Linked DNA regions of Homo sapiens: region 1 is linked to region 2. A link is an interaction called in ENCODE POLR2A ChIA-PET data of the cell type or tissue named here. Cell type or tissue: PC-3. All regions are shown on one strand. Links, peaks and the distances in the headings refer to the core of each region. The heading gives the core; the rest is flanking DNA.

Region 1 (16,312 bases), core at 6,636-9,135, 180 kb after region 2:
TCTCCTTCCCTGCCCCTTCCCTGCTTGTGTGTCTCAGTTCTGCAAGTGCCTCCTCCCAGACCTCCTTGTCTGGGCTTCTTGTCTAGGCTTCTTCTGGGTGGCCCCTGTTTTCCAATAACCCTGTTTCTTCCTGTTACCCCATCTGATCAATGGAAGTAACAGCTTTCAGTTGTTGCTAATCTCTGAGGTTGGTATTATTATTGTCCATTGTCTCGTCTACTAAGTGAGGAAATTGAAGCACGGTGATGGAGCCAGGATGGAAGCCCACACGTTGTCACTCAAGCTTGAGCTTTTTTAACCATGGCACAATACCATTCACAGATACTAACACCCGAAACATACATATGAATATATGGTAGATGCTACATGCTTTAAGGGAGAATAAGACAAAAGACAGAGTTTCACTGGTGGAGATGGGTGGGAGGGTGGGAGGGTGATGTCCCAGAAAGGCCTAAGAAAGTTACATTTAAGCTGACACCCAAAGGAGGATGGTTGTTAGTGGGGCTGGGGTCTGGGAGACAAACATCTTTGGCCTGTGCAAAAGCTCTTGAGGACAGAAAGAGCTCAGTATGTCCAGAAGGGAGGCTGATGAGAGAGTATAGCTGGAGTAGAATCCAGCACAGGGGCAAGAGGAGGGCATGGGGTGAGCCTGGAAGGGCGATAGGGATCACTCAGGGCCAGGCCAGCCAGGTAAAAGAAATGAAGTCTTCTTAGAGCACCAGGGAGCCACAGGAGAGAAGTGATGTGATCTAATTCATATTTTACAAGGGTCACTCTGTCTGCAGCACGACAATGGGATTTGGGTTGGGAATGAGGAAAGAAGAATGGGCAATAGTGGAAGCAGGCCAGGCGCGTGGCTCACGCCTGTAGTCCCTGCACTTTGGGAGGCTGAAGCAGGTGGATCACCTGAGGTCGGGAGTTTGAGACCAGCCTGTCCAACATGGTTAAACACTATCTCTGCTAAAAATACAAAAATTACCTGGGTGTGGTGGCACATGCCTGTAATCCCAGCTACTCAGGAGGCTGAGGCAGGAAAATTGCTTGAACCTGGGAGACAGAGGTTACAGTGAGCCAAGATTGTGCCACTGCACTCCAGCCTGGGTGACAAAACGAGACCTTGTCTCAAAAAAAAAAAAAAAATAGTAGAAGCAGAGAAATTACCAGTTTATTGCAGTAGTTCTGGTGAGAGAGGATGGAGAGTTCAACCAAGATACTGCAGTGGGAGTGGGAAGAAGTGGTCAGATTTCAGGTATATTTCAGAGGAAAAATTAACAGGACTTGACAGCAGATTGGATGTGGCTGGTGAGCAAAGGAGAAGTGTCCAAAAGGGTTCCTGGCATTATGTGCTACCCAACAGACTCACTTAACCACCCAATACCCTTTCCGGATTAAGACCTTATAACAGGTCGGCCCATCCTCACCACAAGCAAAACCACAAACCCAGCATGGAGGGCTGGATTTTCTTTTAAACAGGAACAATACAAAGTACTACGCGAATATCACCACATAATGGAGTAAGTAGATTCTTACTGTTAATTACGACTTAATCATTACTTGTAATACGGCCTGGGGGCAAATGGATTTACAACCAACTTAGAAATGAGCCTATCAAACATAATCTATTTATAAGTCAGAATTAACTTGATAAAGAAAAATATATATGTTTTCCATCTAATTTGTGTTTTCCAGGCCTGTCAGAGAGTTTTCCATGCCAAGAGGAGCCAACACTTTTTGCTACTGTGTTAAGGCAAATGTGATTGTCACTGGAGGTGAGAGGGCGGTTCACATTACATAGGGGTTTTCTACTTTGCAAACATCGTTCTCTTCGAGTTTTGGTGCTAGGAAGAACACATTAGGGAATTTACAAATTTGTATCAAGTCAAATCTGTTTGTCTTTTTCTTTCTGGCGTCTGGATTTGATAACATACTTAGAAAAGCCTTCTTCAGCCCAAGAGTGTGTGAGAGAAATTTTCCTGTATTTTACTAGAATTTGTTCTTACTGTTTTGTTTTCTGTTTTACCTTTAGAGCTTTAATCCATCTGGAGCTTATTTTATGTGTGAGAGCATGAGTTCCTAGGTCTCCCAGGAGACCTGGAGCCCCCGGCACTTATGTGTGTGCGTGTGCCTTTTTCTGGAGAAAAATTTCAAAATTTCATCAAATCCTCCAGAGGAGATCATGACCAAAAAGGTCAAGAGCCAATGGTTTAGAGTTAACAGATGAGAAGACCAGGAAGACAATCTTGAAGAATACCAACATTTAAGGGATAGGTTAGGTAGAAAATAACAAAAAAGGTTATCTGCTAAGAGGAAGGAAAAAGGTAACACAATAAGTTTTGTCGGGGGAAGGTAGGGGACTGAAATGATCTTTGAGACTCAGACTCCTTATTTATAATACTGGGGTTTTAATATCCATAGGATGGCCTTGAGCCTGGGCCCTGGAGTCAGACTGTATGGGTACAACTCCTGGCTCTCTCACTTGCGAGCTGTGTGGTGGGCAGGCTATTCATTCCTTTAAGCTCCAATCTCATTTGTAAGTGGAGTTGATAATAGTACCTACCCATAATGTTATTATAGGAATTAAACTGACTGGGCTCCATGGTTTACACCTGTAATCTCAGCACTTTGGGAGGCCGAGGCAGGAGGATTGCTTGAGCCTAGGAGTTCAAGACTGCCCTAGGCAACATGAAAAGACTGCTAGTCTCAGCTACTCAAGAGGCTGAGGCAGAGGATCACGTGAGCCCAGGAGGTTGAGGCTGCAGTGAGCCATGTTTGTGCTACTGCACTCCAGCCTAGGCAACAGCAAGAGCCTGTCTCAAAACAACAACAACAACAATAGCAACAAAACTAAACTAATTCAAAGTCCTCAATACAAATTTGTTATTAATAATACAAACAATAAGAAAATAACACCTGGACAGGCGCAGTGGCTCGCACCAATAATCCCGGCACTTTGGGAGGCTGAGACAGGAGGATCGCTTGAGCCCAGGAGCTCAAGACTAGCCTGGGCAATACAGTAAGACCTTGTCTCTACAAAAAAAAAAAATTAAAAATTAGCTGAGCATTTGGTGTGTACCTGTAGCCCTAGCTACTAGAGAGGCTGAGGTGTGAGTATTGCTGGAACCCAGGATGTTGAGGCTGCAGTGAGCCGTGACTGTGCCACTGCACTCCATCCTGGATGACAGAGCAAGACCCTGTCTCAAAAAGAAAGGACGAAGGAAGGAAGGAAGGGAGGGAGGGAGGGAGGGACAGAGGGAGGGAGGAAGGGAAGGAAAGGAAGGAAGGAAGGGAGGGAGGGAGGAAGGGAAGGAAGGGAAGGAAGGAAGGGAAGGAAAGAAAGGAAGGAAAGGAAGGAAGGAAAGAAAGGAAGGGAAAGAAAGAAGGAACGGAAAGAAAAAAGAAAGAAAGAAAGAGAAAAAGCAAGGAAGGGAGGGAGGGAGGGAGGGAGGAAGGATGCCTACTTCATAGGATGGTGTTTGAGATTGATTGAGATAATTTATGCTTGGTGCATAATAGGTTCTCAATAAATATTAATCCTCTCTGTTTAAACACATTGGCAAAATCACTTTGGCAAAGGTGGAGGTTTTGTTGGGATAAAATGAAATTTGCGATTCTAGTTAGGAGACTGTTAGAGAAGACATGAGTCAGATGGAGAGGGTCTGAATTACTGTAGGTGCTATTATTTAAAAAAAGAAAGACTCGACCTCAAAGACATGGGAAATTAATTATTCATAAGACTTGGAGATGCAATGCTTTTGGGGATTAGTAAGAGAAATCAACCAGCTCCACGTTTGTATGGTGGGAGAAATGAAAGAGTAGCAATTGTGTTGATAGTTGTACAGAAATTAGGAAGTGGGTGCTTACCTGGGGAAGAAGAACAAAAGAAAGCTCAATTGTGAACTTAAATGTCAAGTGTTGATTGGACATTCAAGAGAAGATTCCTTTTGGTGACAGGAAAAGATCTGGTTGGAGATGAATGATGTCAGGGCTCCCTAGGCTACCTGGATCTGGGAGAAGATGAGCTCCCAGAGGTTCCTCAAGGAGGCCAGGGTGGCCTTGTAAAAGACAGAAGGCATGTAGGCTTGCAAGACTTAAATGAGCAAAACAGAAACACAAACAAACATCAAGAAAGTGGCCTACATTGCAAACCCAAACTTTAAAAAGGGAAGAAACAATAAATATTTTTTTAAAAAAGAAGAAAACTCTGTCATCAAGAAAAAAATCAATAAATACATCATTGGCAAAAGAGTTTACAGCAAAAATATCTATTAAAGGAGCCATGATGTTTAATGAGTAAGTGCTATTGGCTCTGTCTATCATAAGATTTTTTCAAATTTCTCACTCTCAAACATACACAGCAGGCGGTTTGGTTTCCTATCTAAAGTGTCCTGCCTAATCCCTGAAGTGCCTATATTGCTAAATATAAAGACAGCTGAGCTCCTATTTCATGGCTGGGGAATCTCCCCTAAGGGCATAAAGTTAATTTTTTTTTCAAGTACACTGTGCATTCAAAATTTATATTTAAATCTATGCTCAGCTCTGGGCCTTCTATAACACTAAACTGAAATTAGCTTATGGTTCCAACAGTATTACAAAGATAATATAGTAGCCTATTGGCAAGCACAACAAATAAAAACAATGCACTAGAAGTTAGAATAGCTGGGTTTAGCCATCGCCTGGCCAATCACCAACTCTGATTTTTCAGCAATCACTTAATTGCTCCCTTTTGCTCATTTTCCTTATCTGGTGAAAATGAGGAAGTGGGACTAAATACATTTCAAGATCCCTCTGAGCCTAAAATACTGTGATTCTATTTTTTAAAGAACTGCCTGTTCACAGGGAGATAAACTAAAAATGTCCTTTGGAAAATTTGGAACCCAGTTTGCCAATTAGATGCTACTCAATATATAATTACAGCTTTGTGCACTCAGAAATACCAAAACATTAATTGTCCACAAACCTCTAAGACTCAAGTGAGGACATGAAGAAAAGAAAGGAAGGCATATGGATAAGAAGTCTGTAAAGAAGTGTGTGGGAGTCATGGCTTGGGTAGGGAGCAAGTTTCTTGATACTTGGTAGTGATGATTCTAAGAAAAACAGGAATCCAAGTCTCTCAACCAAACTAATTACAGTTATTTAAAGATCTCCATACTGAAGTCTAGAAGACATCAAGAAACAAATGCTAGAATCAGAAAAAGAAGTGGGATACTTTCAGAAAAAGACGTGGGTTACTTATATCCCAACTGCTTGATCCCCATTGCTCCTTCCTGAGTTAATGACTGTCTTGGCTTATTACTTCCAACGGAAATGGGCACAGTTTTTGGTTTGGATCACACATCAGAAGGAGGATGCAAGAGATGAGGGAGGGAGAGCCCCTTGGTGTGAGAGATAAAGCAGCAAACATGTTTGAGAATCAAACTGCAATGAATCCTCCTGTCGCCGTTGCATGTCTTTAGTTAGGCAAAAATATTAGCCCTCTTCCTCTTTCAATGCAAACCCTGCACATGAAACCCTTTGAAAAAGCAGTACGTAAATATATGGCTAATGTGAAATTTGATTCTAAAATCTGATTGTCACATTATGCTGTCACATTAATCTTAACCAACTCCTCTTCACAGCTCTTTGCCCTCACACACAAAAGAATACAAAATGTTAAGAACTGACCAGTTTTTATAGGCTTTGTAATCTTAGTATTTTAATCATTTCTGGGGGAAAAATGTGTTTGGTAAAGTTTTAGGACTTAAACCACTTCAGTGTTTTTGGATTAAGTCATTTGACTCTCATTAACCTCAGTGTTCATTATATTATAAGACCCTCATCTACAGCTTGAAAACGTGTTTATTATAGGTTTTCTAGCTCTCTCACCAAGGGAAGAAAACACTTAGTAGTATGACCGACAAGCAACTAATACTTTTCATCATGCATAATTTATTGAATTGTCACAGTTATGGAGCCTCTATTAGTAGAAAATGCAAATTCCCAGTAACTGAAAACACATTTTTCTCAGGAGAGTACTCTTGTTGATTAGTGACTCAGCCAAGCACCATTGCTAAATGTACGGTATGTACCCGCTGACGACTCAAAATATACAATAAAAGCAGCTTTGCTAGGCATAGCTGAATGTGTTAAATGTGCAGGGACATTTGATGAGCTTCAAAAAAGCACAAGCTTTTGCAGGAAAAAAAAAAAAGCCAAACCAGGACAGAGTGTTTACCAAGAAAACCTAAAAATTTCCTGAGCATTATTTTGGTGACCATCAAGAATATTTTTGCTGAACAGTGTTTGCACTAGCCTTTTAGGAATTAAGTTCTTAGTATGGAAGATTCAGAGTAGGAACACAATTACCTCCCAAAAAGATATTTTGGGGGCTCTGCATGCATTTTTTTCATGTTTTGTTCAACAAATATTTTCTGCACAATTGCTATAGACTAGGCTATTAACCTTATAAAGGTCAGGTTGTATTCCTAACCTGCGAACATTTAAAGCCTAATAGTGTAAGACAAGTTTATAGGTAACTACAAAGTATAGCATGAATCAACATATGATGATGATGATGATGATGATGATGGCGATGGTGATAATAATACAGATGAAATAGTATAGGCTTTGAGAGCTTCGCATCTGTCCCTTTCTGCTAATTCTGCCTCCACAAAGCCACCACATATGATTCCATTCCAAGCAACGAAAGCAAGCAGAGCTGGAGGACATCTGTGGAGTAGGCAATAGGGAACCTCCAAAAGATTGGATTTTCTTCACAACGAATAACGGACAAAGCCATTAGTTTAAGAGGCCTAGATATTTCTCAGGTGGCAGATCTCTATTGCATTCTTCTTCGTGTGATATACAAGTCATAGATTTTCTTCTGGGGATATAGCCTATTGCCAGCCTCATCATCCAGGAATGATAATGCCCATTTCAGGGGATGTCCCACCAACATGATGTAAGATCACCTATGGGTGCAAGGCTTAGGTTCTGAACATGTCTGAATAGCATGACACATCTTGACAATTCCCAATGAAAAGCAAATGCAGTCAAGATACTGCATTATTGGAATTAGTCAGTTTGAATCATGTAACTGAATATCTGGTGAGTTTCTTACTACCTATGAAAATTCCAGATTGCCCTCTGCTTTCACTGTAGTGATGTCTCCCTCCGGAGCACATAATCATGAAATTTTAGAGCTGGATGGAGCCTTGAAGATTATAATTTTACATGAGGAAATCGAGACCCCAGACAAGTCGCACAACTAGTTAGCTGGCAGAGCTGAGACTGAATCAGTTCTCTTTGCACCCACTCAGCCCTGTGTTCTTCCTGGACCACAGAAATCTGGTTTACTAGATGCTATCTCTCTCCTGCTTTTTTGTGTGAACTAAGCCCGCTCATCTCATCAAGAGTGATGCACTTAGATGAAGTGACTCACCCAACTGAGAGAAGAATCTGCTAAAGGAAAGAAAATCCTCTCTTTGATATGTGACTTTTATCTAAATTCTGGCTTCACACACGCAGAAAAGAAAAAAAAAAGAAAGAAAAAATAGAAAGCAACAAAAAAACAGGGAATTAACTCTTTATGAGCCATAATATTTATAGTATAAAGACCTATCTTCAGATTTGACATACTCTTTACAAATAGTTGTTTACCCTCTATATCTCCTTACCTTATTGCTACTACTAGATTGTGAACTCTCAAGAGCAGGGATCATATTTCATATATCTGTGTATCAGTTCCTCTCCCCTAAATATAATCTAAATGCATTGTAGGAACTTAGAATAATAGTAATAGTAATTGTTAGTTTACGGTCCAGAAACTGTTCAGTTACACATTTACAACTCCACTCAATCTTCACAATAAAACTATGATGTTAACTTCCATTTATCCTCATTTTATAGGTAAGAAAACTCAGATGCAGAGAGGCAAAGCAACTTACTCAAAGTCATAAAGCTAGTTAAGGGGTAGAGCCAGGTTTCAAATCAAATATGATTCGCTCAAAATACGTGTCCTTAACCACTTCATGAGTGACTCTACAAGCCAACTCATTTACTTAGCAAACATGTATTAAGCACTTACTACTTGCCAAACACTGCTATCAATGAGAACTACTAGGCTCACCAGATAATGGGTAAACAGATAGGTAAACAGACAATTATGAGTGCTGTAAAAGAAAGCTGAAGAAAGCACAGTAAAAACACAGAAGAAGGAGTCTGAACTCCGTTTAGGGCAGAGGAAGGTGATTAGGGAAGGCGCTGCGGAGAGTAATAACCAAACTAAGTCTAAAAGGGTGTAAACCTGGGTCTTCTGAAAAAGTAGACCTTGGGCAGGAACAATATCTAGAATTTCTTTGTATCCTTCACATCTTGCAAAATACTAAGGGCACAAAGGTATCAGAAGAGAAGGGGGAGCATAGATTTAAAAAAATTTCTAAGTGCACAGTTAGCTTCTCAAGAGATTTTTCTCTCTTGCTGTTAATAAGGGCAGCATGAAAGTTTGAAATTTAAGAAAATATTCCATTTCCTCATTAACCACAACCCCTCCAATATCTTGTTTGATGTTTTAGCCAACTTGAGCTGCCTTAACAAAATACCATAAGCAGAAAGGTTTAAGCAACAGAAATTTTCTGGAGGCTAGAAGTGCAGGATCAAGGTGCCAGCATTGTCAGTTTCTGGCGAGAGCTCTCTTCCTGGCTTGTAGACATCTGCCTTCTCTCCATGTTCTCAAATGGCAGGGAGAGAGAGGGGAGAGAGGGTGGGTTGGGGCAGCAGGAGCTGGTGTCTCTTCTAATAAGGACATTAATCCCATCATGAGGGCCCGCCTTCATTACCTCATTGGAACCTAATTATCTCCCAAAGGCCCCCCATTTCCAAACACCATCGTGTTGGGGCTAGGGCTTCAATATATAAATTTGGGAGGGAATGAATTCACTCAATTGCAATTCTTAAGAAATGGAAACCATCAGCTATGCAATGAGTTTTTTTCAGCCTGCCTTTAATAACACTCCAAGAAGTGAGAGCCTCTGAAATGAACAAATGACCTTCCAAAAAAATTAGATGAACATTCAATGAAGATCCATTTTTTTGTTTGAATACATGTTTTTCCCCTCTTTGGGGACTTGATAGTTAAACCTCTGAGCTGTGATTCATCATCCCAACAATGAAGTTATTGAAGTGGTTCAAAAAATATCTTTTGAATTCTTACTATAGATTATATGTGACAGTAAACAACAACAAGTCCTGTCCTCAAGGCACCTGGAGTCTAATAGTGGTCCAGACAAATAATTAACTATGAAGGATGATGGGGATGAAGGAGGCACATAGGTAGGGCACTCAGGTTTGAAGAATATGGAAGTATTCTGGAATATTACTGGAGGAAAAGCTATGCTGAGACTTGATGGATGGATTGGGATACTCGAAGAAGAGAAAAAAGGTAGAGAAAAATACTATGCTTTTTCATGAGGCCCAATAAAATAATCATAGAATTATGGAAGCATCTATCAAATTTGCCTGGTTTATAAATACCCAACTAACAAGTCACCTAATTATCCCTCCATACCTGACATGCCCTTTCAGTGTGGATAATCTATCAAAATAAAAATCCAATATACATCAGGAAATACATCCTAATGGGTGGCCCAATATATAATATCAGATTAACTAGAATTACTATTTTGGGTTTTAAAAATTTATTTATTTTCTTTTTTTCCTTCAAATTTATTTTAAGTTCCAGGGTACATGTGAAGGATGTGCAGGTTTGTTACATAGGTAAACATGTGCCATGGTGGTTTGCTGTACAGATCAACCTATCACCTGGATATTAAGTCCAGCATCCATTAGCTATTCTTCCTGATCCTCTCTCTTCCTCACCACCCAGTGAATGTGAGTTGTTCCCCACCGTGAGTCCATGTGTCCATTCTCAAGGTTCAGCTCCCACTTATAAGTGAGAACATACAGTGTTTGGTTTTCTGTTCCTGTGTTAGTTTGCTGAGGATAACGGCTTCCAGCTCCATCCACATCCTTGCAAAGGACATGATCTTGTTCCTTTTTATGGCTGCACAGTATTTCATGGTGTATATGTACCATATTTTCTTTATCCCATCTATCATCGATGGGTGTTTGGGTTGATTCCATGTCTTTGCTATTGTGAATAGTGTTGCAATTAAGATACGCAGCCATGTATCTTTATAATAGAATGATTTGTATTCCTTTGGGTATATACCCAGTAATGGGATTGCTGGGTCAAATGGTATTTCTGTCCCTAGATATTTGAGGAATCGCTACACTGCCTTCCACAGTGGTTGAACTAATTTACACTCCCACCAACACTGTAAAAGCATTTCTTTTTCTCCGCAACTTTGCCAGCATCTCTTGTTTCTGGACTTTTTAATAATCACCATTCTCACTGGCATGAGATGGTATCTCATTGTGGTTTTGATTTGCATTTCTCCAATGACCAACGATGTTGAGTTTTTTTAATATGTTTTTTGGCCGCATAAATGTCTTCTTTTCAGGAGTATCTGTTCATGTCTTTTGTTCACTTTTTAATGGGGTAGTTTTTGTTCTAGTAAATTTGTTTAAGTTCCTATAGACTCTGGATATTAGATGTTAGTCAGATGGATAGATTGCAAAAATTTTCTCCCATTCTGTAGGTTGTCTGTCCACTCTGATGATAGTTTCTTTTGCTGTGCAGAAGCTCCTTAATTAGATCCCATTTGTCAATTTTTGCTTTTGTTGCCATTGCCTTTGGTGTTTTTGTCATGAAGTCTTTGCCCATGCCTATGTCCTGAATGGTATTGCCTAGATTTTCTTCTAGGTCTTTTATGGTTTTGGGGTTTACATTCAAGTCTTTAAACCATCTTGAGTTAATTTTTGTATAAGGTGTAAGAAAAGAGACCAATTTCAGTTTTCTGCATGTGGCTAGCCAGTTCTCCCAGCACCATTTATTAAATAGGGAATCCTTTCCCCATTGCTTGTTTTGGTCAGGTTTGTTGACAATCAGCTGGTTGTAGATGTGTGGTTTTATTTCTGAGATCTCTATTATGTTCCATTGGTCTATGTGTCTCTTTTCGTACCAGTACCATGCTGTTTTGGTCACAGGAGCTTTGTAGTATAGTTTGAAGTGGGATAGTGTGATGCCGTCAGCTTCGTTCTTTTTGCTTAGGACTGTCTTTGCTGTTCAGGCTCTTTTTTGGTTCCACTTAAATTTTAAAATAGTTTCTTCTAATTCTGTGAAGAATGTAAAATGACTATTTTGAATTTTAGGCTTTTTATATGTAAATTATGACTGTTAATAATTTAGGTTATACATAAATTATAACTTAGGTTATAACGCCTTTATACAGCCTTTTTGTCTAGTAGCCTAAAGGTCCTTGGTAATATGTAAGGTGCTTAGGCATGCTTTGTTGTATTACTAACTCAATTCCATTTTCTCAGATGTACAAATCACATTTAAATAATTAAATTAAATCATTCAATTAAAATTACTTAATCTTTGGGAGTTAGTTTCTTTCTTTTGTGAGATAAGAAAGTTGGATTATGCAACTTCTAGGATCCCAGTTTGAAGTTCTTTGATGTTTTTATGACTCAGTTTCCAGGATGACATTTAAAGAACTATTTGTGAAATATAAAATTTAATATCTTAAAAATATTCTATGTTTTGTAAATGATTACAGTTTTTATTCTTTTTGGAAACATAATTAGATTACAGCTGCACATTTGTTTAAGTAATGCTGGCTACTGTAAAAAATAACTCCCAAAATGTGAATGGGTCAGACACAATGAAAATGTAAAGTTTAAAATCAGCTCTCAGAATTCACTGGCGAAAACTCAGTAATCTGACCACGCCTAACTGCAAAGGAGCCTGGAAATGTGTATCCAGGAAGAGAGGATATGGTTTTGGTGAAAATGCAGCCAGTTTTTTCATAAAACTGTGTGTGTGTGTGTGTGTACATATGATAATACATTCTTGGTTCAACTTTTATTTTCAGTGCTGTCAAAATTCCAATAGATCATGGCTAAAGGATATAGTCAAAAAATTTACAGACGAAGAAGATACAATTAGCAGATATATTTGGGAAAAAATACCCAACGGCATTAGCTATCATAAAATGTAATTAAAAATAAGGTATCATTTAGAACTATTAACATAGCAAACATTTTAAATCATGACAATATTCATGTGCTGGCCAGAATTTAATGAAACTGACAGAATATATCATTGATGGCCTTGGGATTTAGTACAGCCATTTTGGAAAGTAAGCTAGCAATATGTTTAAAAGTGATAAAAATGTATATAGCCTGTAACATAATGATACCACACTTGGGACTTTATCCACAGTAAATAATCCAAAAGGAAAAAAAGACCACAGAAGTACAATAACCATTCGTTGCAGTATTGCTGAATAAAGTAAAAAACTAGAATTAGTGGACTAATCAATGGACAAGGGGTTAAGAAATTCTGAAATAGTAACTAAAAGGATAATTATGCGGGCATGAGCTCGTGGCCTTTCCTAAATAAAAAAAAGTAGTGGGTATAAATATGTATCTAGAAATATATCTAATTTATATTTTTAAAAAGTTAACAGTGATTTCCCACAGGGAGTTAGAGATTATGGAGGAAAAGACATTTTTATAAAAATTATGCCCTTCTATGATTTTTAGCAATTAAAAAACCATATTTATTCTATGGTAGTAACTACACATAAATTATATATGCCTATGAATACATGCTAGAAGGGAAGACGGAAAAATGACAACAGTTGATTTGTTATAATGGTGAAGATTAAGTGCAGTTTCCTCTGTCCTTGATTTCTTTCATTATTATAATGTTTGCATAATTTAAGAATGAAAACAAAAGAACAGCTGCCTTAAATATCTTTGGAAGTAAATAAAGTATAAATAATACATTAATGCATCAAAGTATAGGAAAGGATTGAGTCAAGAAAAGAACTCATAAAATATTTATGAGAATTCACATTTGTGTATGTAAATACAGTCTTTACAAAACAGCCTTCACAAGAAGCAGCAGATCCAAACCAAGGCCAGCCCCTTAGCACATCAATCACAGAATAATGCATCCTGCCAGAAACGGACTGTGATTTGCTGTTCGAAGAAAGATACGGGTATGATACAGTGAGAGATACATTTGAAACTCTGACCACCTCAGAAAACCAACAATCTTTCCCTGTCCTCCTTTTCAGGAGATGATAAGGTCATCCGGTTGTGGCACCCCAATATCAGCACCAAGCCAGTAGGGAAACTTGTAGGACACATGTTCAGTATCGCCGAGATCGTAACCAATGAAAAAGATCAACATGTCGTCAGCCTTTCCTCTGCAAAGGTAACAAAAAGAAAATAACAAAACAAAACTAGTTTTTTCCGGAAAATTATCTGTTGGAAGGCATAGGGATGATACAATTTTTGACTGAAATAAATGATAGTCATTGAATCATTGAGAAAAATATTGTCAGTATGGAAAAGGAAATGATAAGCCAATGTTCTCTCTTTCTATTGATTATAGCATAAGTAAGAACACGTTTAAAAACAAGTGTAAAAGAAAAACAATATTGAAAAGATGGCAAATTTTACCCTCAAAAGTAAAACATAAGGGGCCTTTCAATAGATAGGAACATTAGGAAAAAAATGAGGATTTCTGTTATTAAACAGTGTTTGAAACATTCTAACCAATGTAATAAAACAAAAAAAAAGTTATAAATATTAGAATTCAGAGACTGAATTATATTTGCAAATAATGGGATTACCTGCTTGAAAAGAGATCAATACAATCAACTTTCAGTGTAGGAATAGATAAATTCCATAAGGTGGCTAGTTGCAATGGCAACCTAAAAATAAGATAAAATAAAAATTTCTAAAAAATAAATAAGGAAATAAATAAATAAATGTCTATATAAGAACAATAATTAGTGAGGAAAAAAGGTCAAAGAGATAGCATTCACAAGAGTAAAAAATATGCAATATTAGGAATAAACTTAACAGGCAATATTCACTACTAACATTAAGATAACTATGAAGTTTTACTGTGTTTAAGAACACAAATTAAGGGACATACTATGTTCCTACATGGAAATATTGTGCTGTAAGATATTCTCCATCAGTTTAATATATTTATTTATTGCTAGTCAGAATTACTTAAGTGTCAGCTTGCCAAGTTTAAAGTTAATGTAAAAATACTGGTATATAGGAATATCCTAGAAACTTTGGAAGATATAATTATGAGATGGCACTTTCCCTGTCCAATATTAAAGCATATCATAAAGCCAAAATAAATAAAACAGAGCAATAGTCAATGCAGAAATAATCACATCTATGAAGCAAAGGAGAAAATGCAGGAATTAGTTTATGTCTATGTGGGAATTTTGTATAGGACAGAAATAATGTTTCAAATATGTGAGCAAAGGATGGTTTGTTCAATAAGTGTTGGGAAAACTGATTAGCCATAAAGAAAGAAAGATGTAATCAGATCATGATTTCATAATATACAGCACAATACATTACATATGAATTAAAGATTTTAAATTTAAAATACAAAACCATAGAAATTCTAGATTTCCAGAAGAAAATATAGGTGAATAGTCTTATAACTTTTGGGTAATTCCTAAGCATAGCACCTATGACTAAGGAGAAAGTAAATATGACTAAATAAACATTCAAACTTTCTGTAAATTATAATAACTACCATTTATTGAGTGCTTAAGTGCCAGGCGCTGTGCTAAGTATTTTACATATGCAACTCATTGATGCTAATAACAACCCTATAAAGTAATTCTCCCCATTTTACACACGTCAGGGAAAATGACATCTAAATCACTTACACAAGGTCACAGAGCTATCTAGTGCCGAAGTGTGGTCAATCCCATATTTGCCCTTCCTCAGCCTGCCTCCCTATACTCATAAACAAAGTTAAAGGCAGACAGCAGGGGCAGGGGGCAAAAATGCAATAAAAAGCAGAGAAATTGGAAAAATATCCTTGAACAAATACCAAAAATCTTTAGCAAGTCAGTAGGGGAAAGAAAGTGGAGTGAAGGGCAAAGGTTTAAGAACACAGACAGGTTTACATACTGCTGGGTGGAAATAAAACTGGCAAAAACTTCCTGCGTATTTGTTCTAATAAAATAGCTAGATGAGTGTGCAAAGATCTGTATTAAAGGATGCTCAATGCACTATTGCTTATATTGATTTAAGAAGGAAAAAAGAAAAACAAGAAAATAGGGAGGAAACAGGAAATACAGAAAGGAAATGAAAGAGGGAAGGGAAGGGAAAGAAAAAAACCCGGTTGCTTTCCCTCCACGTCCCCCAGCCCCGCACCTCCCTCCTCGTACACCCCCTACCCCTCATACACCCTCTACCCGATGCAAAACCCTTCGATGGAAGCAATCGGGATCTCCAAGGCCCAGTCGTTCCCTCCATGCTCACGGAACTATGCGAATCTCCCTGGAGCCCATGCTTGCCATGTGCAACCACAAGGGAAAGACTCTAAGGACCTTTGAGGGGTTCCTCCCAGGCTAGAGAGGAAAATGCACCCGGCACCTGCCTCCTCCAGTTCACAACTGAGGACGTGACCTGACCTGCAGGATTCCCCAGCAGGCCAGCAGCCCTCACCTGCCAATATGGTAGCCACAAATTTTTAAAACATGGCTAGTCCGAATTGAGGTCCGCTGTGAGTGTAAAATACACAAGACTCCAAAGATTCACTATCCCCCCACTCCAAAAAAAAAACTCTCAATTTTTTGAGACAGGATCTTGCTCTGTCGTCCGGGCTAGAGTACAATGGCATGGTGCAATGGGGCTCATTGCAGCCTCGGGGCTCTCTGCTGTCTTGACCTACTGGGCTCGAGGGATCCTCCCACCTCAGCCTCCCCAGTAGCTGGGACTACAGGTGGGGGCCACCGTACGAAGCTAATTATTTTTATTTTTTGTAGAGAGCTCTCTTTTTTTTTTTTTAGGTCTGTCTAATTTGCTAATTTTTAAATTTTTGGTAGAGATGGGGTCTTGCTATGTTGCCCGAACTTCTGGGCTCAAGTGAGCCTCCTGCCTCAAAGCACTAGTATAGGCCTGAGCCATGGCACTGGGCCAATCGTTTTTATATTGATTATATATTGAGGTGATAATAATTTGGCTATATAGGGTTAAAAAATACATTAATAAAATTAATTTTTAAAAAAAGAGCAAGGGACTGCATGTAGTGGCTCATGCTTGTAATCCTGGCACTTTGGGAGGTCAAGGTGGGAGGATCGCTTGAGCCCAGGAGTTCAAGACCAGCCTGGGCAACATAGTGAGACACCATCTTTAAAAAAAGAGATTATGATAA
Region 2 (16,312 bases), core at 8,776-11,275:
CCAAACTGCTAATATTAGTACTTCCATGAGAGTTCATCTTTTAGATGAATAACATTGAAAATGAAATGTGTCATGTGTTGTGGAAAAGGGTTTTGAACTTCTAGGCTTAAAGAGAGCAAGTAGCACAACGATCTCTAGTTTTATCCCATATGGGCTATGTAGATACCAAAGGAACAGCTATTCCTAAGACAGACCTCACTGATATTGCATACGGAGTGAGTGCTGAATCACCCATAAGCACAAGGCAGAAGCAAAATTAATCTTCTCTAAAGCAATACACTGATGCCTGAAGCCTCAAACTACTTACAAGTAGGTTTTTTTTTTTTTTCAACTACCATTTTGAGCACTCAAAGCTTAAAATGCTCACAGGGAAATTAGATAACATAAGTGTCTACAAACGATAAATAACCATCAAAACAAAGCCACAGTAGAAATTATCAGACACAGACCGTAAGACATTCATGTTTATTATGTTAAGTAATAAACATAAACTTGAGGATTTTGGCAAGGGTGCTGGAAACTAAAAATATTGTGGTACATATGAAAAATAAAATAAAAATTCCAGAACTAAAAAATTGCAATAATCAAAGTTAAGAGCATAATGGATGAGTTTATCAGCTGACTAGACAGTAGAAAAAAGAATTGGGAAATTCAATAATACATTAAAATACATAATGCATTAACATAACTATCCATAGCGAAGCACAAAAGGACAAGCAATGAAAATACAGATTAAAGGATAAGAGACAAGGGAAGAAACCAATCTCTATTAAGCAACCCAATGATTTCCTGCTAGGATCTATAAAAATAAATTTTTATGTAGATACATCTTAGTGAAACGACAGAAAGCCGAAGACTCAAGTTAAAAGATAAAGATTAAAGACTAGACTGGATTTTAAAACGTTCAACAGAATGCTGTTTACAAAGGCCACATAAGAATAAAAGAAAGTTGAAACCAAAAGGTTGGAAATGATATAATATGTAAATGCTAACCTAAATATAAAAGCTAATAGTACTATCAAATAAAGTTTAAGGCAAAAATAATTATTTGCTTCATAATAATAAAAGCTTTAGTTTACCAGTAATGGATAGCAGCTTTAAATGTGGATTGTTCCATATAGATAGAAATGCTGAAGAAACAGACAAATACCAATCACAGCGTGAGATTATTTAACATAACCTTTTTCAGTAATTGACAAAACAAGCATACCAAAAGTTAGCGAGAATACAAAAGTTTTGAACACATGATTAATAAACTTGACCTAATGGATATGTATAGGAAAATATATACATTAATTTCAGAATATATATATATATAATATATATATATTCTGAAATACTTGAATATATATATATTTCAAGTACACACAAAGCATTTACACAAATTTACCACTTTATGGCCATACAATGAGTCTTAACCCGTTTCACATGTTTGAAAATCTATAGCACATATTAGCTGGCCTCACTGGAATTTTGCTAAAAACCAATAACAATAAGAAAACTAGGATGTGCCATGCATTTGGAACTTAAGAAATAAACCTGTATTCCACCCTGTACTGGAGGTACTAGCCAGCATGGAAAGAATCATTCAATCAGTCAGTAGCAGGGGGAGAGAGAGAGAGAGAGAGAGAGAGAGAGAGAGAGAGAGAGAGAGAGAGAGAGAGAGAAACTACCATGATTGTGGTGAAGAGAAAAATCCACCATTCAGTCAACAGGAAAGAAAGACAAAAAGGAATGAAGGAAGGAAGGAAAGAAGGAAGGAAGGGACTGTCATTGCGATTGGGTGAAAAGAAAAATCAAAAAATCTACAGACAAAATCAATAGAATTAATAACTTTTGCAATGCTGCTGCATACAAGCTCACAAAATGGAAAATAATGTGTTTCTAAATACTATTAATAGTAGAAAATGAAATGAAAGATATTATTTACAATAAAATTTAAAAAATCAATTACCTAAACATAATAATAGGGGATCAAACCTCTACAGGGAAAGAATATAACTTTGTAAGCCTTGGAGATGACAAACAGATGGTGGGGAGGGGCATATCATATTCTGAATGGAAAGACGCAGTAGTCAAAATAGTTATTCTTTCCAGATAGATGTATAACTTCGAAGCAATCCCAGTCAAAAATCCCAACCATATTTTTATTTTAGGGATTTTTAAAATGGAATTAACAGGCTGATTCTAAAACAGATGGAAATACAAAGCACCAAGAATAGTCAATACATTATTAATGAAGGACAAGGTGGGTGAATTGATGAAGATATTAAGGATTGTATTAAAGCTATTGTAATTTGGCTTTGGAACTGGCATTAGTAGGTATAGTATGGGCAGTATAGACTATATGGAATGAAATAGAATAGAAACCTGGAACGAGACCCACACATATATGAACACTGGACCTACACCAAAGGCAATGCGGGAAAAGGAAAGTCTTTTCATTTATTGGTACAGGGAATATTGGGTATTCATTTGGAAAACAAATAAAATTTTGACATCTATATCACAGCATTCCAAAAACAAAAAAACTAACTCCATGTTGATCATAGACCTAAAAATGAAAGGTAAATTATAACTATTTTAGAAGTCAACATGGAAGAATATCCTCATGACCTCAAGATTATACAAAAAAAGTGATAAAACATGACATGAAAAACTCTAACCACAAGGGAAAAGAATGTATTAAATGAAGAATATTCTTTCATCAAAAGACACCACTAGGAAAGCAAAAAGGCAAGCCACAGAGTGAATGAAATGTTATTTGTGACATATCTAAGTACTAAAGTTCATATGCAATGGGACTCAAAAAAGGAAAAAAAAATTCCCACCCTCCCCCCCCAAAAATTAACACTACCTATACAGAAGAAGAAAAAGAAGTTGTGAATGAACAGGTAAAAATGTGCTCAACTTCACTGATAATCAAAGGACTGCAAATTAAAAGAACACTGAAATATAAAGCACATCTACCAGACTGGCAAAAATTAAAAATTCTTGGCAATACATACATTGGTGAGGATACAGCAGAAGACAAATTTTACACATTGTGTTAAGTAAAAGCTAATGCACTACTTTGGAATGTAACTTTCGTTTATTCAGAAAGGTTAAAAATATGCATAAACATGGCTGGGCGCAGTCACTCACATCTGTAATTCCAGCACTTTGGGAGGCTGAGGCGGGTGGACCACTTGAGGCCGAGTTCAAGACCAGCCTAGTCAACATGGTGAAACCCCATCTCTACTGAAAAAATACAAAAATTAGCTAGGCGTGGTAGCAGGCACCTGTAATCCCAGCTACTCGGGAGGCTGAGGCAGGAGAATCAGTTGAACCTGGGAGGCAGAGGTTGCAGTGAGCCGAGATTGCACCATTGCACTCCAGCCTGGGTGACAGAGTGAGACTCCATCTCAAAAAAACCCAAAAAACAAAAAACAAACAAAAAAGCATAAACAGCATATGAAACCTAGAGATACTCATACATATGTACATGACATTGTATACACAAGAGTGTTTATGGCAACACCATTATTCATGATATTAAAAATTTGGAAACACCCCAAATGTCCATCAACAGCACAATGGACAAATAATAAATGACGATAAAAATGAATGAACTGGAAAAACATGCAACAACACAAATGGATCTTAAGAGATATAATATTGAGAAAAAGAAGCAAGTTGTAAAAAAATAAACAGTATAAGTTCATTTATAGGAAAGTTCAAAAAAGTCAACACTAAACTATTTTAGGGATGCATCTATCATGGTACAATTATACATAAAAGCAAAGAAAGTTGGTATGGCAGTTACCTCTACGAAGGAGGGGTGATTAACAGGGGGCACGTTAGACTTCTGGGATTCTGGCAATATTCTCTCTCTGCACCTAAATGGTAGTTACATGGATACTTGCTTTACAGTAACTTATTATACTGTTCATTTGTGTTATAGTTCATAATTTTTAAAAGATTTTTTAACAATGATACATATTGATACTGAGGAATTGATACATATTCTCTACATATTGATATTGAAGAATTCTCAAGCTATATGTTGTAAAGTGAGAAATATGATGTGGAAAAAGTTTTTAAATGTATGTTTAAAAAGAAAGGAAGGAAGGGAATGAGAGAGTGAGAGAAAGAGAGAGAGAAAAGGAGAGAGAGGAAGAACAAGAAAGACATAATCAACGTGTAGAAGAATACGGTAACCCACACACCAAAACAGTTGTTGTCTTTGGGCAGGAGGAATAGGTGGCCAAGGGTCAAGGTTAGCAGGATTACTATTCACCGTGTACTCTTTTGTGTCTTTAATTTCATGCCATGTTAATGTATTACCTATTCAAAATAAATAAAATACCTAATCATGCTTATCCACAAGGGGTCACTATTGAATGCCATTTAACTCTAGTTCCTAACCAGGGAAAAAAACGTTCTGAATTCTTTATGTGCTTAACAGGAAGTGAAGAAACAACTTCATTTATGTTCTTATTTTACATTACACCACATCATGTTCCAGAAAACAATTGCCATTCGCAAATCATGCACAAAAGTATAACATTTAAAACGGAGTGAAAAAGACAAAAAAGTGAATAGATAATATGAAGTCGGGAATGAGTTTACAGAAGCGTTGTGTCAGTCATCTCCCCTAGTGGTAATTAGACTCTAAATTTTCGATTCTAAAATTAGATTCTAAATTTTCTAGCATCTGGGCTGAAAAAAAAAAGGGGAAGTATGGTCAGTTACACAATTCAAAATGTTGATCGGGAGAATATTAAGACCTTGCAGAGAATTTTCCCTGGTAGAGCCTGTTAAAAACAATCCATGAGGACCCTTTAGATGAAATTTTTGATTGGTCTTAACCACAAAAATGATCCACAGATGAATTATGAAACCATGTCATCTTACTCTCTAAGGGAGGTATAAGATGTTTTTGGACTTCAGATGAGAAGGGCTCCATTCATGGTTAATCATGAATGAAAACGAAACTAAGAATATATGCTGTAGAAAAAGAAGAAGAAAAGCCACAAGACTGCTTAAAAATTTCTGTGTCTTACACAGAAGATAGAAAAAATAGAGTGTCTCCAATTGGATGGATTTTTTAAAAAATTTGGTTATTGTAATGGATTTATTTTTTCTTAGAGCTGAGCTGATTGTACTTTGGCCAACTAATGGGTTAATACTGTCAAGGGAAATTAGCCCTGACTAAACATTGCCGCTGGCTCATGAATGCACTAGGCTTGGGGCAGTATAAAAACTCAGAGAAATCAGTGTGTAGGAGACACAGAAATCAGTGTCACTCAGTGACAGAAGCAACAATAATTGTGAAAAATACTTCAGCAGTTATGGACTCATCTGTCATTCAAAGGAAAAAAGTAGCTGTCATTGGTGGTGGCTTGGTAAGAATTTTCAGATGGATTACTATTGTTGGTGGTATTATATTAACTATTATTACTCGTAATGATTATTATTCGTCACTTCTGCAAATTGTTAATTTTCTTGTGAAAACTCTGATATTTAAATACAGCTATTTTGTTTATTTTTTTAATATTTTTATTTTCATAGATTTAATATAGTATGAGTTTTAATCTGTTCTTTTTCAGGAAAGGTATTTTATAGCCATTAAATACAAAGGTTTCTGTTTTCCCTCATCATTTTGGTTTAGGATTTGTTAAAAAGCAAAAATAATGCAAATTGAATTTGATTTTATCCCCAAATTGGCTATGTTTTTAGGAACAGGAATTAGTCTCAATATTCATTTTAATAAAAACATTTGTTCCGCTTTGTTTAATAACTCAGTTAATGCTGTCTAATGAGAATAAAAGGGTCAAGAAACATGAAGCTAACGTCAAAGTATCATGTTGAATGTTCACTAGTTATATGAGTAATTGGGAATAAGATTTATGTGGTCGCCTGACTTACTTGACTCTTCCAGTGGAGCACCTAAGACAGTGGAGTGAGGTGTTCACCTCTCACTGAGCACGTGACGTAAAGGTGCTGGGGCTTCCCCCATACCTAACAAGACGGAAGGAGAGGTCACTCTCTGCTTTCATAGTTATGGTGCCAAAGGTAGTTCTGTTTAACATGGGTCTGCTCCGATTCAACTTTGCTTTTTCCCATCTCAGCAGAATTTCTGTTTCAGAATACAAACATCCCAGTTAGTCAAGGTTAAATCATTTCCCTATCACCTTTGGTCAAATCATTTGGAGACTTTTCATTAATTATTCATATATCCACTCAACAAAAAATTTATTGAGGGCGTAACACTGTTCTAGGCTGAATATAGATGGTATATTTTATGCCACACATGTATTTATACAGTATATGCTGTCTTTTGTTCTGCCTTCCTTAGTGTCTTTTCCCCAAAGTGCTAGAACAGTTCTTTTAATATTTCTGATTCTAAATTTTCATTTAGAAATGCTATCACATGATGTGTTGGTCACTGGTTGGGACATGTGTCGTCACTGCTTCATACTAGGCTTGTGTCCAATCTGTCCTATCAAAATGTTGCACAAAATGAGAATTCATGTGTTCAACAAAATCTGATTACTATGTACCAATATTGTTTTAGGTAGTAGGGATGCGAGGGTGAGAATTCCAGAGAAGAAAAAGACAAGGAAGAAGAAAACAAATAAGACAATTTCAGTTAAAGAGAAGCACTATGAAAGAAACGAAAACAGGGTAGTGCTGTAGAGAGTATCTTTGGGAGTACCTGTTTAGAATGTGGTCAGGGACAGCTGCTCTGCTGAAGGGACATGTGACCAGAGACCTGAATGATCAGATAGAACTAACTACGTGAAGATCTTGAGAAAGAGCATTTCAGGCAGAGGGAACAGCAGGAAGAGAAACCCTCAGGCAATAATGAGCTGCCCAAGTTCAAGGAGCAGAAAGAAAGGCAGGAACTGCCTGAGGCCAGAGAAGAGTAGCTGATGAGGCCAGAAAAGCTGACAGACCAGATCTTGTAGGATCTTAGAGGTCCAGGCAAGAAGATCAGATTTTGTTCAAATTACAATGGGAAACTATTGGAGGATTTTAGGCAGGAAATTAAGTTGTGATTTTAAAAGGTCCCTTGGACCATTATGTGGAGAATGACTAGGAACATTTTAAGATGACAAGATAGACCAGTTAGGAGGCTGTTACGTTAGCTCAAGACTTGGACTAAGGTGGCAGCAGTGATGTCTCATTTTAAAAATTGTCTCTTAGAAATCCAAGGGAGAGATAACAAATATGTGATTGTATATATGGTTTTGGGGGGCATAAAAATGTGGGTGTCATCCATGGATTTCTCCCTGAATAACATGAGATTGTCATCATGTAACCACGTCATACATATGCTGGAAAATAGGAGACAAAAATTACTACTTGCGTATTAGGGAGCAACTAAAATTCCTCTGCAAAAGAATTCTATCCATCCTATTGTTCAAGTCCATGCTTACGCATCATGTTTGATTCCTATTGTCATTTTGTGCAAACGCTTATTCTTCTTTCACTCCATCAGTAAGCCTTGAGGCTCTATATCCAAAATACATTTAAATTCTAGCCATTACAACCATCCTGGCCCAAGCCATTATCATCCGCCATCCTTATTCCTGCAACAAGCTCCAAATTAGTCTCCCAGCTTTAACTCCTTTTCCCTTATAGTCCATACTACACACCACAGCCAGAAACACCCTTCTAAAACATGAGTCTGATCATTATCATCCCCTGCTTAAAATCTTCCAATGATCTCCCATTACAAATAAAATAAAACCCAAACTCTTTACCAAAGGTCTTGTCTGAACTAAGCCTATCTGCCTTTCTGGCTTCACCCCTTTCCCTTTTTATTTGTTAATCTTATCTACCAGTATCGGAAATTACACACTTTGGGTTTTTTTTTTTAACCTGTTTCTTAGATATCTACTCCAACTAGGATATAAACTCTTATTAACCAATGTATTCCAGAGGCTGTAATTATGCCTAACATTATGTATTGGGTGGATGAATAAATGAGAGGAATGAGAAAACTTAATGATATAAAGGTGAAAAAATAATAACAGATGCATGTTTGAATATTGAGAAAATTATTTTTAAAAGTATTGACTAAATAGAGCAATTCAAGAAGGTTAATGTCTTTACATAGAGGACAAGATTACATTTTTGCCCATCTTCTTCTGTTTTTTTTTCCACCCTCCCTTCCTACCTCCTCCTTTCCATAAACCATATCCCAGTACCTTATACTGTCTAACACATTAAAGGCTCTCCCCTGGCCCCTAGAAAAAAAAATGAGAGTTGAGAACCTTTACTTAGACATCCAAAAAATATAGTGAACTTCCCTCAATTCTTATCAGTGGTAGCTTACCATGTCTAGTAAACTTGCCTAATGAAAAGTCACCCTGAGAAGTTATTCTTGCTCTGATGTAGTGATCATCTGATATTGGGTTAAACCAGTTGATTTCCTTTCTTTGAAGACATGTTCAGTCAAAGAGATCAACAAACCAGTAAAAAAACTCCTAATGAGAAACAAAAGGTAAAAGAAACTAAACCATAATCATAAACCAGGTAAAGTTTAAATATTGAAAAACAAGTGGGAAAAGATGTTAAAATAGCATTTCAAGAACATTGACCTAAATATTTAGAAAGACCCCTGTATTGACTGATATTTTCCTCCTTGTGTGAATTACAACTCCCCCATCCCTTCTCCAGCCAATGGGATTACCTCCTGCTAGTTCCAGAAGGTAACTGCAGGACAATCAACCTGTGAAGGCTTCTCCTCTCTTTAAATGCCCACAGGGCTTTGTTTGTCATTATCAAATGCTGCCTTCTATTAAAATTTTGTTATGCATAGTTTATTCCCCATAGAAGCTTTTTACTTCGTAGATCTAAAGATTATTTTATCTTTGGCTCCTGCTACCTTTATAAAGGTTTCCCAGTGCCTTATAATGTGAGCCACACTAAAATATTTTCTGTGCATGAGTTTGATTTCAGAACAAAGTGGAGAATCACTCCTTTAGAAGTTATGGGAAATTTTTAAAGAGTTTTTTTTTTAACACAATTATGTCATGAGGAATGTAGTCCTTTCAATGAGTAACTTAAAAAAGGATTTGGAAAATAATCTCAATTTTGCATGCTGGAAGGAGTTCTACAGTGTAGCTTTTCAATTCTAGCACATCATTTCAAAAAAAACCTGCATTACAAAAAAACTGCCATACAAACTGCCTTACTTCATGTTAGAGTGATATGTTTTCTTTTCTTTATGAAGTGAGAGAGAAGTAGACAAGCCAGAGAAGTAAACAAAGGCCATCTAAGCTAAACAAGTGTCCTTAATCCACATCTGAATTCAGTCCTTAAGACTCAGAAAATACTGCTTTTGATAACTGTTTTCAGTGTTTACAGGTATGACGAAAGTGATCAGAGCAAAAAGGCACCATTTCAGTGACAGCTAAAGCTACTCAAGACACCATTTTTTGACTGAAGCCAAGAGCCTTGGTAAGAGGGCTATTAAGCATTCCAGTCTCAGCTGACTCCTGCTGTTGCAATGTATGTCCACTATTCTAGCATGTATTTTGGAGATGTATTTTAGGATATCATTCAAATATTTCTTCTGTTCCTTTCTGCAAAAAAGAAACCCCACTGTAGAGAGCTTTGTGATCTACTCTCCCTATGTTTGACCCAGGAAAGTTCTCCATTTAGTAGTATTTAGAGGGTGAGGAGATTTGTACGTATTTTGACTTATTGTTGATAATTGTGCCCTGCCCCCTGGAATTCAAGTCAAGTCAGTGGCCTCTGCTGATGAAATTGCTTTTGAGGCAACTTGACCTTGACTCTATGAGAGTTTATGTCTCACAGCTATAGATGTTAAATCCTGTCATGGATTTATAGGCTCAAAATGGTCTTGATGCCAAACTGTCCCCAAATGGTGTTTCTGTTCTGTTCTTCTTAGGATTTTTCCACCTCACCACTTACTCTTCACTCAGCTTCATGGGATGGAAAAAACATTATTCATTGAGGGGACTGGGAATAGCAGAGTTTGCAACCAGCTGGACACTCAGGAAATCTTACCCTATGGGTCTCAGTTTCTTCCTCTTGGACTAAAACTAGATTGCTAGTCTTTTAACACTAAAATTCTACTGCTTCTTTTTCACACTTTCTCGCTCACAGATCTCTAGCTTTGTTCTCAACCTACTCCTTTCTAAAAAAAGAAATCAAATGTCACCCAGAATTTTCACTTTCCCTGAAGTAAACGTCCTCAGTGCATATGAACCATCAAATGGCTTATAATCCTGGGTTGAGGTCTACACAGAATTTGATTCAAGTGCATACTTTATATTTTTTGCAAATATTAATGAGCTATACCATGAAAAAGACATAATTACTGTTAACCTTTATTGTTATTATTTTATCAATGTGAAAATAAACTAAGCTCTATTTGCTCTACTCTTGTTTTGATACCAAACTAGGCTTGTTCTGCCCAGCATGCAGTAAGTCAGTTACTGAGATAACAAGTGTATTAATCCGTTTTCATGTTGCTGATAAAGACCTACCTGAGACTGGGCAATTTATAAAGAAAAAGAGGTTTAATGGACTCAGTTCCACGTGACTGGGGAGGTCTCATGATGATGGTGAAAGGCAAAAGGCATGTCTTACATGGTGGCAGGCAAGAGACGGCATGCAGGGGAACTCTCCTTTATAAAATCATCAGATTTCATGAGACTCATTCACTATCACGAGAACAGCATGGGAAAGACCCAATCCCATGATTCAATTACCTACCGCTGGGTCCCTCCCACAACACATGAGGATTATGGAAGCTACAATTCAAGATGAGATTTGGGTGGGGACACAACCAAACCATATCAACAAGTTTTGCAGTAAAGAGAAGATTTTATTCACAGGACAGCCCAGCAAGGAGATGGAAGAACAGCTTTCAAATCCACCTCTCCAAAGATAGGGCTTAGAGATATTTATGGGGTAAAGAAGCAGGGTGGTCTAAGGTGTGGGGAAGGTGATTAGCAGTGGGGAAAAATGAATAGGTGGTCTGAGCATGCATAATCAAGGTTCATGACTCTTCATAGGACACATGTTCAGAAAATGGTGGCATTAGCATGCTGTGAAGGTGAGGTTTTTGGCCTTCTGGTATCAGAAAGTCACTTCTTGGGCATTTGTGCAGGCCCAGTTGAAGGGCCTGCAACTCTCTTCTTTCCTTCTTCTATCTGCTTTCTCATTCTCCTATTATCCTTACTCCATAGTAATAAGGCCCAGGAGTCAATGGGCAAGGTAGAAAGAGGGTTGGTGGTCTCTTTCAAGTAGTTTAACTTGGGTAAGAACACCTAGTTCCTGAAAACAAAAACAAAAACAAAAACTTTAAGCAACTATTACCATAGTGACATACATGCCAGAGACGTTGTCTATAAGGAAGCTAGTGACAGATTAGATGTATATTGTTTGGCTACATGACTTTTAGCTATATGGGCTTTGAGATCAACTAGAAGTAAGCAATAAAAAGCAAGCAAGGCAGGCTGTTTGGTGGGCCTCACCATGTTAGACCTGGGTTTCAGTTTTCTATTTCATAGGCTCTGAGCCTTCTTAAATATGAAAAACTCTCATTAGTGGCCCATATCTAGCACCTTCTAAAAACAGAGGTGGAATGGATTTCTTTGTGGCTGTGCCTCATAAATCCCACTCTCACCTCAGGGAATTCATCCCTCAGAGATTCCTTCATTTGCTATCTGGTGGGAAGTATCTGGAATGGAACCAACAACTTTAGACAGCTCCAGACTTTGTTAAGTGCCTACAAAGAGTGTGTCTTTCATTCCTTCTCATTTGGCGCATCCTCCTCCCAAATACTCTCAGATTATTTCCCTTCTGTCCATATTCACTCATGCATTCGTCTAGTCCTCTATCTGTCTACTCAAAGAAAAAGAGCACCCTCATACACTGTTGATGGTAATCTAAGCCGGTATTTTTTTCCTGGAAAACAACTTGAAAATATACACATCTGTAGTCTTAAAAATAGTGGGGATTTGGCTGGGCACGGTGGCTCAGGCCTGTAATCCTAGCACTTTGGGAGTCCGAGGTGGGTGGATTGCCTGAGCTCAAGAGTTCGAGACCAGTCTGGGTAACACAGTGAAACCCCATCTCTACTGAAACACAAAAAAATTAGCCAGGCATGGCAGTGTGTGCCTGTAGTCCCAGTTATTCGGGAGGCTGAGGCAGGAGAATTGCTTGAACCTGGGAGGCAAAGGTTTCAGTGAGCTGAGATCGTGCCACTGCATTCCAGTCTGGGCAACGGAGTGAGACTCCGTCTCAAAAAAATTCCAGAAAGCAGCAATAGCTACTTCACCCTTGAAGTTGGCCTAAGCATGGCATTGCATTCAGAGTAACAACTGTCCTTCAGCCAATGAGAAATTAAAAGCAAATAGAATCTAATGTAGGCTCTCAAAAACATCAAATCTGGAGTGTATTCAAAACTCCCAACAAAACCTTCTGAAATGATATTGCCCCAGTCAATCTGAATCTCTTTCGTGTGCTTTGCAGTTATTCCAAAAGCAAGACAAAGGAAGATTGAGCAGGCTCCTCTTACGCTCTAGACCATCAATATTCTCTCCGCAGCTCACTTCAGACTCTCTTCTTTCCCTCTTTGTTTTCTCATTCCCCTGTTATCCTTACTCCATTCCCCCACTAGTAATAAGGCCCAGGAGCCAACGGGGCAGGTAGAAGGAGGGTGTGGAGCTCGGAATTGGCCAGTGTTTCAATCCCTTTTATTCAAAATTGCCCTTTGGTGGGCCATTTCATTAGTGAGATTTTATCAAAAGAAACGTGTATGCGTCATACAATTGTCTATAATGCTAAAGAATTAAAATAACTTGAATATCCAAATATAAGCACACTGCCTACAATCAAATGTAATGCAAGTATTAAATGCTTTTACTTCAGACATCTTTTGACGTGGAAATGTATTTAGAGTACACTTTTCATTTTTTGAAAGAAATTATGAAAGAAAATATACAACCTGTTACCATTTTGAAAAGAAATATCATGTATTTTATATACATAGAAAATGTTAATATTGGTTGCCATTGGTGGTAAAATTGTGAGGAATTATTTTTTTCTTCACATTTACCTGTATTTTCTAATTCATTAGAATTTGTGGTTTATATCAGAGATAAAAAGACAAAATACAAGCCATGCAAATATTATTCCTCTCTGGGAATTTACTGCCTGGTGGAAGTCAGACAAGACTATAAATAAATAATTCAATGTACTTGAGACATTAAAACACATCTATATACATATATATATATAATTACAGAAGAAAAGGCAAACAAGTCTTTTGGAGGAGTAGAGGTATCAGGAAAAACTACACTGAGGATATGAGTCTTAAAGGAAAGGTAGGCATTTTCCAAAAACTGAATATAAGGCAGGGAAGGATAGTATTCAAAGGCATGGAAGAATAAAAGTGCATGGCATATTCAGAAAACATATAGTAAATTTAGTATGCCTATTACAGATGGTGCAAGAGAATAGTGCATGAGATAGTGCATGAGAATAGTGCATAATGAACTGGAGAAAGAGGTTGGGATCACATGTAAGAATCCATTATGTCATATTGAAAATTTGGAATTTTTTCCTGAAAAGATAAGGAGCTAATAAACAACTGTAAGACAAAAATAATCATTCAACATCTTATTTAGAAGATAATTAGTGATTGGGCATGATGGTTCATGCCTATAATCTCAGCTGTTTGGGGGGCCGAGGCAGAAGGATCACATGAACCCAGGGGTTTGAGACCAGCCTTGGCAACATAGCAAGATCCTGTCTCTACAAAAATTAAAAAAATTAGCCAGGCATAGCAGCACACCTGTAATCACAGCTACTTGGGAGGCCAAGGCAGGAGATCACTTGAACCCAGGAGTTCAAGGTTGCAGTGAACTATGATCTCAGCCTTGCATGCCTGCCTGGGTGACAGAACAAGACCCTGTCTAAAAAGAAAATAAAAAGAAGATGACTAGTTCTAGTGCAGAGTACAGATTGAATGCATACAGACTGGGGAAAGAGGGTTATTAGAAAACGGTTGCAGTAGCCTGGTAAAAGCTAATGAGGGCCCCATGTAAGGACAGAGCTGTGGGTAGCAGAAGATCTGCTGTGAGAGAGACTGAAGAGGAACAATCAATAGGACGTATTGCCTAGCTTCATGTATACTGGTAGGTAGAGAGGGGTGTTAAATATTCACCGAGCTACCCTGGTTGGGTGAATTAGTGAATGCAATTGCTATTCTCTAAGATATGAAATATATAAGGAGGAAGAAAGTTTATGGAATACAGAATACAGAAGAAGGAGAATGAGAGGGCTGAGGAATGGGAATAAGTCAACTTTTAGCTATGTTGAGAGGGAGATGCCTATAGACAGGTTCAGTAGTCACAGATGGAGTTCAGGACGAAGATCAAGACTAGAGTAAAAGTCATAAATTTTCTTAAGAGCACTCAGGAATGTGCATCATTCACCTTCTCATAAGAGGGAAAATCAAGACCACTGCTTGGCTTTAGAGATCAATTCCAGATGACACAGATTAGAGAACTCAGGGTAAGGATTAAATAATAAAACAATATTTGGCATAACATATGCAATTCTGGAAGATGTAATATTTACTAACAAAGTATGAAGACACTGATGTGCTTATTGCATTGTAAGTAGAGTTAACAGTCTGATTCTTCTCATTGCATTGATATACCCAAAGATCAAAATCTTGAGACGTCAAACTATAGTTTCATGACCAAATATGGATTTCAACACTATTAACAAGCTTTTTAAAAGTTAGATAGACAGAAAACTCAGAAACATTCATGATTCTTAAGGATTAGGGAAGGTGTTATACGCTTCATTAAGTCAAAAGTAGTTGACAAATGTTTAATATTGCACTATCAGATTAATTTCAAATATATTATATCAAAAGACATAAAATGTACGGAATTTTTATAATCCTGTTTCCTCTTCCTAATAGGATCACAGTTTTTCCCTTTCCTTCTTTCTTTTTATTTTTTTGTTGCTTATCAGTTCAATGTAAGATTCAAGGGTCAACATTTATAAATTTAAATGGTTTACAGTTTTCTCATGATCATTGGCTACTTGAACAATTGCTGTTAGAGGGGTCACATGGGAACTGACAGAAAAGCTCAGCAACGGAAGACTGGAGAAGCATACCTCAACATTTATAGAAAGGAAATATTCAAATAATATTTTTAAGTGGTAGGTTAGGCATCCCTATACAGCACATGACCTGTAAATAAGGAAGTATGACGAGACAGAAGAAAGTGGAGAAGCGAGATAATGATACATTGGGTAAATCCATAATTATGTAACCAAGGAATGTCCTCAAAGTCTTGTACACACAAACAGGTTAGACTGGTTATTCATAAAAATGTTTAATTTGCAAAATTATTTTGTGAGCAAACATCTCACTATCGTGAACGTTTGGTGCTTCGAAACAAATACAGAAACTTTTCATAATTGTTCATGTCCTTACTGGGAACAGTCCTGTCTCTATTAAGGCTTTACCCTCAGAACCAGAATCAAAAAATAGTTTTGTTTCTCCCAGCTGTCTAACCCTGCCCAATTTCTTCTCTCCTGTGCTGTCCTCCTTCACTATTTATGCTCAGGAACCCAGCTGTGCCTTAACCAAGAGTGTGTGGTGCGCTTAGCATGCTTTACACACCACATTTTCTTTCCACTTATATATTTCTGTCTTAGTCCTTCCTGCCAGCTTAACAACTCAAGATGGCACTGGCAGTTATTCCCAATTAAGCACTTTTTACAGAAAGTGAGAGGGGAAAGAAAATTACAGTCTGAAAGCTATATTGTTAGCCACGCCCATTACTACCCCTTCTGGCTGAACCGACGTAACACCTACTATTGTATTTTTTCTTTAAATTTATTTGAACCTCCGTTACACAGAATTGCGGTCATATTTATACGAGATCTATTTCCTTACACAGTATTATGACTGGTCTTGGAGAAAACACTTTTACTTCCTTGTTTGTTTGTTTATTAATAATAATAACAATAAGCGGCCATGAATCTACTACTCAACACAAGAAGTGACAGAGTGCCAGTGACTTCATCAACTCTGTACTCGTCCCCCACCCATTAGAAGCATTATGCCAAGTCTTATTTGTCACTCCCTTGCCTCTTTATATATAGTTTTATCCTATATTATTTACATATTTATCTCATGTATACACGTACATATGAATACTACTTATGTGTTTCAAAAACTATGTATTTGCATATGTCTATAGTTTAGTTCTGATTGTTTTCATTTTGTATCATGCAGTATAAAATTATCTGAGTC

The links. Peaks named below come from ENCODE experiments on the same cell type or tissue, not always from the same donor. Only the 100,000 strongest peaks of a DNase experiment are listed, where the experiment ranks them.
Region 1: POLR2A ChIA-PET joins it to region 2 with 13 read pairs; 3 of 35 experiments call an interaction of 5 or more read pairs at or near these places.

The regions. Positions count from the first base shown.
Region 1 is chr1:241,710,113-241,726,424 of GRCh38, forward strand. WDR64 (WD repeat domain 64) reads left to right here. Exons shown (of 28, transcript NM_001367482.1): 9 at 1,690-1,769; 10 at 13,185-13,324. The region is part of intron 1 of LOC124904603 (a long non-coding RNA gene); the gene reads right to left. Among named protein-coding and RNA genes, the nearest start is that of WDR64, 66 kb to the left of the region's middle. In PC-3, for the core only: no CTCF peak of the experiment used is centred there; DNase peaks (open chromatin) are centred at 7,009, 7,349 and 8,009; H3K4me3 peaks cover 350 bases; H3K27ac peaks cover 1,920 bases.
Region 2 is chr1:241,527,112-241,543,423 of GRCh38, forward strand. KMO (kynurenine 3-monooxygenase) reads left to right here and starts at 5,267. Exons shown (of 15, transcript NM_003679.5): 1 at 5,267-5,387. The coding sequence starts at 5,334. RefSeq lists an enhancer at 4,850-4,999. In PC-3, for the core only: no CTCF peak of the experiment used is centred there; no DNase peak of the experiment used is centred there.